Regions from separate parts of the Homo sapiens genome. Here region 1 is linked to region 2. Evidence: chromatin loops called from intact Hi-C (ENCODE). Cell type or tissue: mammary epithelial cell. All regions are shown on one strand. Each heading gives the region's core, and the rest is flanking DNA. Links, peaks and the distances in the headings are about the cores only. Region 1 overlaps LRRC4C (leucine rich repeat containing 4C). Region 2 overlaps LRRC4C (leucine rich repeat containing 4C).

Evidence for each region. Peaks named below come from ENCODE experiments on the same cell type or tissue, not always from the same donor. Only the 100,000 strongest peaks of a DNase experiment are listed, where the experiment ranks them.
Region 1: it touches region 2 in a loop (2.6-fold over the local background); 1 of 110 quality-filtered maps calls a loop at or near these places.

Annotation. Positions count from the first base shown.
Region 1 is chr11:41,052,220-41,056,628 of GRCh38, reverse strand. The region is part of intron 1 of LRRC4C (leucine rich repeat containing 4C); the gene reads left to right. Among named protein-coding and RNA genes, the nearest start is that of LRRC4C, 410 kb to the left of the region's middle. In mammary epithelial cell, for the core only: a CTCF peak has its summit at 2,133; a DNase peak (open chromatin) is centred at 2,558; H3K4me3 peaks cover 651 bases; H3K27ac peaks cover 2,670 bases.
Region 2 is chr11:41,000,271-41,004,679 of GRCh38, reverse strand. The region is part of intron 1 of LRRC4C (leucine rich repeat containing 4C); the gene reads left to right. Among named protein-coding and RNA genes, the nearest start is that of LRRC4C, 460 kb to the left of the region's middle. In mammary epithelial cell, for the core only: no CTCF peak of the experiment used is centred there; no DNase peak of the experiment used is centred there; H3K27ac peaks cover 420 bases.

The DNA.
Region 1 (4,409 bases), core at 94-4,093, 52 kb before region 2:
CTTCTTTTGAAATGTGTCTGTTCATGTCTTTGCCCACTTTTAAATGGGGTTGTTTGTTTTTCTGCTTGTTAATTTAAGTTCCTTATAGATTCTGGATATTTGACCTTTGTCAGATGCATAGTTTGCAAATATTTTCTCTCAATCTGTAGGTTGTCTGTTTAATCTGTTGATAATGTCTTTTGATGTGCAGGAGCTCTTTAGTTTAATTAGGTCTCACTTGTCAATTTTTGTTTTTATTGTAATTGCTTTTGATGTCTTTCTCATGAAATCTTTGCCTGGTTCTATGTCCAGAATAGTATATCCTAGAATTGTTACTTTTCAAGGGTTTTTATAGTTTTAGGTTTTACTTTTAAGTTCTTTAGACCTGTGCATTTGTCTTGGATTGTGAGGGCTGGAGTCATATTTAAGAAAGACTTAATGAATTGGGCATTGAGCTTGGAAGGGTGCGAATGTGTCTTCCTCTAAGAAGCACACATTTCTGCAAAGTGATATTAGTTTTTTTCATTCTTGGGTGTGGGAGTGATTGATATTTCTAGAGTGATATTTTGAGACACTTTACATAAATAAATAGAAATTTTACCTGAGGACCCATGATCTTGTGTACATGTAACTAACACTTCTTAATGCCAGTGGCTGTCCTTCAGTGGAATAACCTGAAAGAAAATATGCATTAAAAGCATATAATTTATATTTAGGAAAATCTTCAACCTTATTTTTTCTATTTGAGGTAGGGGTTGATGGCAATGTATAAGAACTGGACTATAGCTTATAGGTTTTTAACAGCCTAACACCTCTCTCCTAATGTGAGTTGGGTAAGCACTAGAGAGTTAAGTAATTTTCCTACTGCCACATAACTAGATCTTCTATTCTTTACTGTAGCATATTTTATTCTTGTAAAGAATGTTATCCCACAAAAGCATACGTATAGTCTGTATAAATTCAACCCCCTTTACAGAGACATAATTTTGTAAGTGTTTGATATAAAATTTATGGATAAGAGACTAGCTGTCTGGATGCAACAAGAGTTGATGTATAAATCAACCTCATTAGGAACTGAAAAGATGCAAATTAAAATCAAAGTTCAATACTATTACAGACATGAAAAATTAAAATTTGAAAATTTTGATTATTCCATGAGTTGGTTAAGATGTAGACTCTCTGCAGCTCTTTTACACTACCTGTATGCTTATAAGAGTATAAATTGGATTACCCAATTGGCAGACTCCACTAAGGCTGACCATACTAATCTCCATGTTTATAATAGCTTTATTTGTAAATGCCCCAAGCTGGAAACAACTCAAAAGGAGAATAAATAAATAAGTTATGCTGTATTTAAACAATGGCATAATATAGAGAAATGGCAATAGACTAGCACTACCTTCAAAAGCAAGGATGACTCACACTAAAGAAAGAACCAGACACCACAAGAGTAGATAAAATGGGATTCATTCACAAAAAAAATTTAAATAAAATTAATTTGTGGTATTATAAGTCAGGATAATGATAACCTCTGAGGAAAAGGGAGGCTAGAGAAATTGGAAGGTTAAAAGAAGAGGGCTTCTGAGGTTCTGGTATTTTTCTATTTCCTGATTCTTGTGGCAGTTACACGGAAGTGTTCACTTTGTGATAATTTTCCAAGCTGTACACTTATTATTTCTGTATTTTTTTGTGTATATATGGTATGAGTCAATAAATTTACAATACAAGTCGGTGTACAGAAAACTGAAAAATAAAGAGCATATGACATCTCCTTCCAACATGCTCTCATGATAGTTCAGGCTTCTCTTTTTACAACACTCATCACACTTGTGATATTTCTCATATCTGCTTTTCTTCTGGACTGTACACTGCATAGGACAAGAACCACACTTATCTTTCCACAGCTGGATCCTTACAGCCTAGCACAGTGCCTGGCACAAAATAAATGACTAAAACTTCTCCCAAATAACATCAATCAACCCAAAAGATAAGTTGCTTTCCAAATTACAATAAAAAGCACTAACTTCAAACTCGCTGAAATTGATTCTTAAAGTGGGCTATTCTGTAGCTTTTCAATCTTCTTCAAAGTACTTATGTTGCTTTTCTTTTTGCATCTTGTCAGATGGGTAAAGAAAATCACCCTGGTGGTGACAGCAACACCTCTAGATATTCAGCACTTTCAAAATCTTTGACATATTTTCTAAGGAACCAGTTCTAAAAAATCCATTCCCTGAGAATTCCCTTATCAGAATGTCCTCTTCTGTCTGACGGAGAGCAAGTTTCATGCTGTCTTTCAGTTTCCTACCTTCTCTCCCATGCAGTTATAAGTTGCCCAATGAACGTTCACCGGTTTGAATTGAATATTTTCACTGCAGAGAATTTCCACACTATTCACTTCATAGATATAAGATATAGCTTTCTTCTCCATTCTAATTAAAAGTCAGTGTGAGGAAATGAGTAACTGGGAGTGAATCTCATTTGTGTGCATGGGGGTTCAAATGCAAATGAGAATTAGAAAATACATAAGACACAGTTTGATTTAGACCTATGATTCAAAACTGGATTAGCAACTCACACTTGTCATCACATGTTTTTGTTTGATGACTATTCTTATTTTAACTAAAGAATAGTTCCAGTCATGCTAACCTATGACTCAATGAACAATGCAAATGACTTAACATGACAATTAAGTCCTATAACTCCCTAACACTGGAATTACTAAAGTGTTCCCCATCACAGGAAACAAATGAAAATTATCATGCTAAAATCATTTAAGTTTAAATGCACTGAATATATTTTTGAGTTAAAATCGTTAAGATTGGGAAGAGTTTAACATTTTAAATGGAAAAACATAAAAAGAAACATATTAATTCCCTTTAAAATAATCTCAACAATGATTTTTAAATTACTTCAACATGAGTTCTATATGGACTTAATTGGTTTTAGTAACTCAATACTTTCCAGTCTAGAATGTCTTCAGGGATCTCCAATTAAGTATAGTTGACTCAATTTCTATTTATATGAATTATCTATAGCTATGTAATAATATTACCAAAAAATTAGCAGTTTAAACATCCCACACTTATTATCTCACAGTTTCCCTACATCAGGATTCCAGACAGGGTTTAGCTTGTTTTCCACTTCAGTGTCTTACAAGGCTGCAGTCAAAGTGTCAGTTACGTCTTGGTTTTTATCCAGCTTTGTCTAAGAAAGGATCTTCTTCCAAGTTCATATGGATATTGACATAATTCAATTCTTTACAGCCTGTAATGATGAGGGTATTAGTTTCTTGCTGTTAGCCAGCAGCCGGTCTCAGTTCCTTGCCACATGGGCCTCTCCAGCATGCCTGCTTGTTTCATCAAAGTTAAGGAGAAAGTGTCTCCTAGCAAGAGGGGTATTTAACCTTATGCAACGTAATCAGCAAAGTGACATTCCATTACCTTTACCATAATATATTGTTTAGAAACAAATCCTGTGCCCTGCCAAAGGGAAGGAATGACACAAACAGGCAGGAGTATGAGGAGAGAGAAATCATTGGGAGTCATCTGACAGTTTTGTCACATGTGTCCATGAAATGGGAATCAATGGCTCTTGCCTAGTTTATGGCTCTATTCTGATAGTGCCCAGAAACATGCTACTTGATTTTCAGAAAGGTGACTTTTCAGTTCAAAATGTGTATTTCCAGTGGTTCCTGAATTAGATTTAATGGACTAGTAAAATTTGATTGAGAAGATGGTGGGAGAAAAAAAATGAACAATTGATATTAGGTTGCCAACTTTAATTTTGCCAAAAATGTATCAAAGGAAAATTAAAAGCAAATGTAATTATCATTTTGTAAACTGAAGAATGATCAAATACCCAAAAAAGGTAAGGGCAAAAATTTCAGAATAAAGAATCTGGCAACTTACTTTGTATTTTAAAATTCTATAATCATGTTGTTCTCTTTTCATCACAAACCAGTGAAAAGTTAGTCACCTACTCACTGTTTTTCAGATTGGCATTTGAGAACTACCATAGCAGAGACATGAGATTTTTTTCTATAATAAATTAAGATATATAACTTGCTTAACTCCTAAAGAAATTAACTAGATTTACTACTTAAATATGGAGCAAAGTAAAACTTTTAAATACGAAAGTGAACAGAGACCATGTAAAGGAAGCAGATGGACGGGAACATACCAGATGCCAGGAAGAAATGAGCAGAAACTAGGGCACTGGATTTGGCTGTAAGGTCTTTGGCCATCAAGTTGCCTTATGTAGATGACAAGTTTGGATAAGACAATGTGTGACTGCAACTGAGGAAAGATTATTTTTTTCTTTAGACTTGAATGCAATCAGAATTTAGCCCAAGAGTTCTTCTGTGAAGGACTTGTATCTCTTCCCAAATTATGAGCAATGACTTTCAAACAGAGAGTTTTTTATATTTGCAA
Region 2 (4,409 bases), core at 205-4,204:
CATTCACTCATTGTTTACCTACAATAAGTCAACTACTGTGCTATGTAGGTCATGGTGATGTGAAATTGAATAAAGCATAGAGCATTCTCTAGAAGAATATATCATCTAAGAAAAGAGATAGTTACATACGTAAATTTTTACATTTAAGGCAATCAATCTAATGTGTTAGATGGTAGCATTTTTATTCTTTTAGCCTATTTTAGGAATCATGCATTTTTGTAGAAATTTTAACCCTTTCTCATGTATCTCTGGCATGGTGGTGTGACAGGGCAGAGGGAAAAAGATGGATGCTGATAATGTTGATGTACTTCCTACCAACCAAAAAAAGACAGATGGTCTTGTTATAGCAAAAGTTCAGGAAAGATGGAAGGCAGGTCATAATGAAAACTAGCAACAGATACAGGGGCCATTAAATTTGATGCTTGTAACATTGCTTGCTATGAATTTGAAACTGCCTAAGACCGGGAGTAAGTCTTGAGGACATTGAAAAGAGGACATTGCTAAATGTGACAAGTTCCCTCCCTAATGTATTTTTTAGCTAGTCTGATGTGCCAACCTACCACAGGCCTATTGACAATAGAAGTGAACAATGGGGTGTTCATGCCTCTTTGTAACCATAGCCTCTCAAAGAAAACTTCCTGTTTTCTATCCACTGGGCCGTTTTGTCTTCTCTTTGTCCTTGACACTTGTCCCCATTTTCTGCCCATAAGCACACTCTTTCTTTATTCACTAGACTTTGGAATGTGACCTTTGGAGTTCTCACTCTTTCAAGGATTCTGCTCAGCTTTATTCTATTGGCTCTTTTCAATCAGGAATCTCATGCATAAAACACCCTGATGTAAGGTACCCCTCAGAGCCAGGCAGACCTGCTTGGTCTTCAGCAAAAGAAAGGAAATGTATTTGGATTGCCAAGGGCACTGCAAATTGTGCACAGTGAATAATACTCTAAAGTATTTATGAAGGCATACCAGATGACCTCATGATGTCTCTTCTCTCCCTTGAAACTATTCACAAACCTAAAAATGTATAAATATTTTTCCTTCATGTTTTGTCTCTGTCTTTATGCATTTAGTGAAGCATATCAGAGGAATTGGATATGGGAAAAAATAGTGCCTTTTTATCTTGTCAATCCCTCAGCATAATTGTCGGTTGACATAATCTCAAATGGATCTCAAATAACCTTGTTGTAGCCTCCATACCGTATTCCCCAAGGTATCTGTGAATGTAGCATTTCCAAAAGAGGCAAAGTCTGAATGTCCTTTATTTCCCTTTCTTTATATGAATACTATCTTGTTAACATTTAGTATGTTATTTGAATTATAGTCATACCTGCCTCCATGTCTGTCTTGTATTTTTCCTTTTTCCTTCAACCAAGATCTTGCTTTACTTTACATATAGACATTTTTGCTTTCATTAAATTGAATTATGATTACTCCCTTTGAAAAAATGGTATTTAAAAATTAAAGAAATATCAAGAAAACATTTTTTCAGAACTGTATTTTACTTTTTAACTTGTATAATGGTGCTTTTATTTAGTTTACAGTTCTCATGTTAAAAATTACAACTTCATTGGCAAAATAATCATCTTTTGCATATTGTTTTGTTTTATATTTGTCACTTTTCAATGTTTTCATCGGAGAAGTAATATATTTAACTATGATAACTATACACATACATAACTATAATGTAACATAAATATTACACATGTATAATGTATAACAGAATACATTATACATAACTACAATGTAACATTTCAAATGAATATTTTAAAGTACCACCTTGCATTTGTTTTTCTATGCATATTTTAAAAGGTATAACCATCAAAGGCGTATGCTTTATCTTCTGCTTTTTTCACTTAACACATATCCTGAGCATTTCTCCATACTACCATGTGGCTGTCATACACACTGCATATTGACTTTCTACTTTTCTTCTGTGATGCTAGATGGTCATGAGGCTTACTTTGAACATAAATCACTTATCCATGCACTGAAATATTAAGGCATGCTACTACTCAAAACTACTAAATTGTTAAATTGCTCAGCATGAATAAAATACAATGCCATTATTTGTAATTCTGGCCTTAATTTGGTGATTTTTAGCTCTTTCTCACTACCTACCATGTAATGAGAAGCTCTTGATAAAGTTGGTAGCAAAAACAGAGATACAAGTGTGGGACATATGATGCTGTCTGATGACTGCCCAGAAACACAGCCTCTTCTTAGAAACCTGGCTTCCCTTGAGATTTGCTCTAATTTTAATAGGAGCTGCTCAGCAGAAGGATGTGGATCCAATGGCAAGATGGATGATGGGTAATTTGAGAACAACACTCAGAGAGCTCTGTGTCAACCTATGTTAACACAATGGCCTTAAGTTTATTAAAACAAAAAACCATTGGCAAGGTAGGGACCACCAAATTAGTCACTTCTCAATATAAGTTTATGGATTGCTTACATGCATAGTCCTCTTTACTCCATGAGACTCCATCAGAGGTCTGTTACTTAAATTGAAATTGTTTATTGGATAACAACTGTTAAATTATTTGTCTTTAATATTTAACTTCAGCATATACAAAAAAGGGGTTTCGAAGAAGAATTAAGGTAAATCTCCACTGCCCTTCCAAGAATTTGTACAAATGCTTTCTGATTATGGAAAAACTAAAATAAAGAGGAAAAAAACTCCCTAAATAAATCTAGGCAGTTGCCTGACTCCCTCGTTTAATGTAACCACATGTTTAGTAAAGGACAATTTATCTCAGTAACATAAATATCTACAGTGTCGGTAGGAATCCTGGATGGTACAAAAAAAAAAAAAAATGTCACAGACCATCAGAAGAAAGCTGAGCCCATTGACCTGAAAGTTTTGAACCTTGGAATGAGATTCAAATAGGGCATTGCCTAATCCATGTTCAAGGTGAAGAGTAGCCAAGCTAAGCTATGCTAAATCATCTCATCAATAAACGAGGTCTTTTCCAGAAATTTAATTTCACTTGATTAATATCTTGGGTCAACTAAGGGTTGCGTTAAAATTCAGCAGATATTTGCAATGTGGGTGGATTTTTTTTTTTAATTATGTAGAGTTCTCTTAGCTTGTCAGACAAAACAGACCAGATTTAAGACAGGCTGAGAAGAGTATGCCATGTTCAGAGACTTTCAAATGTGGTCTCACAGGGATCCTGATAGTCTGGAACTCTATCATGTTTCTCTATTAACTTCACTTGTCACCAACTCCCTTATTTGCATGTCTTAAGAAGATAAGATGTTTATTTATGTAGACTGAAAGAAGAGAGAACAAGATATTGCACAAAAGGATTTGGTTAGAAATTTAACTGATTTATGGCAATGGTCTCCTTCTTGCTCGATCTTAAGACATGATTCATTTTTCTGAGGAATCCTTCACTGAAAAGGGGAAACCGATACTGGACACTGGAGACTCCCAGGTTTTGAAGGCCAAGAGATAGGTCAATTCTAGTTAAAAATTGTGGTACCTATATGATCTTTGTAGCACCTCAGAGTGTCAATATTACCAATTGTGATTTATCTTTTTTTTAATCAGTCAAAAATATTAATTGGGCACCTCCTTTGTACCAGGTATTATACCAACTACTGTAAATTTAGCAATAAAATAACTCTGTCTTTCATATAATTTATTTTTCTATACTTTTAGATTACTACGCTGATTAACTGATGGCATATATTTAAATCTTTTAGCACAGTCCTTGGCACAGAGTAATTGCTCAATAAATGTTAATTTTCCCTATTTCTCCAATATACTATTTTTTCAAAATTCCAAAATAAACATCTCAATGCACTATGGGACTTTGGCACATTTCGACTTATCTTCTCTCTGCCAAAAGTAGGCTTACTAAATTATAGACAAGATTAGTACTGTCCATTTTAAATATAATATCCACTACCCATTCATTACAATCTCAAATGCCTACGCTGGCCAGTCGGGGAGACGAATGAGTAAAGCAAGTTAAAGTAAAACTGGCAACAGTGAGGGCTGAGCAGCCAGTAGGATGCATGTCCAATCCATAGGGTGCTCCAGCCAATTGTTGCCATGTCGATCAATAGGCCCAGTGTTGTCATAAGACCTAACTTCACAAGGGAACTAGGAAAATAATTTTATTATGTAAAATTTTTACATTATGAAGTAGAGGTAACTAATTAATAAACATATACAAGCACACACATACACACACATGCCCATGCAGAGAGAATATACCGATTCTGTGTACATCCAGTAAAACCAATCTATGGGCCACATATTTGTGACCTCTATTCTAATAGGCATTTTGTTTATTTACTTACCTAGAGAATTGATAATAATTAAACATGGATTATAACATATTTTCTCCCTTCCTGTAAGCCTTTCAAAATCTTTTCATTCTCCGCATGGGATGACTG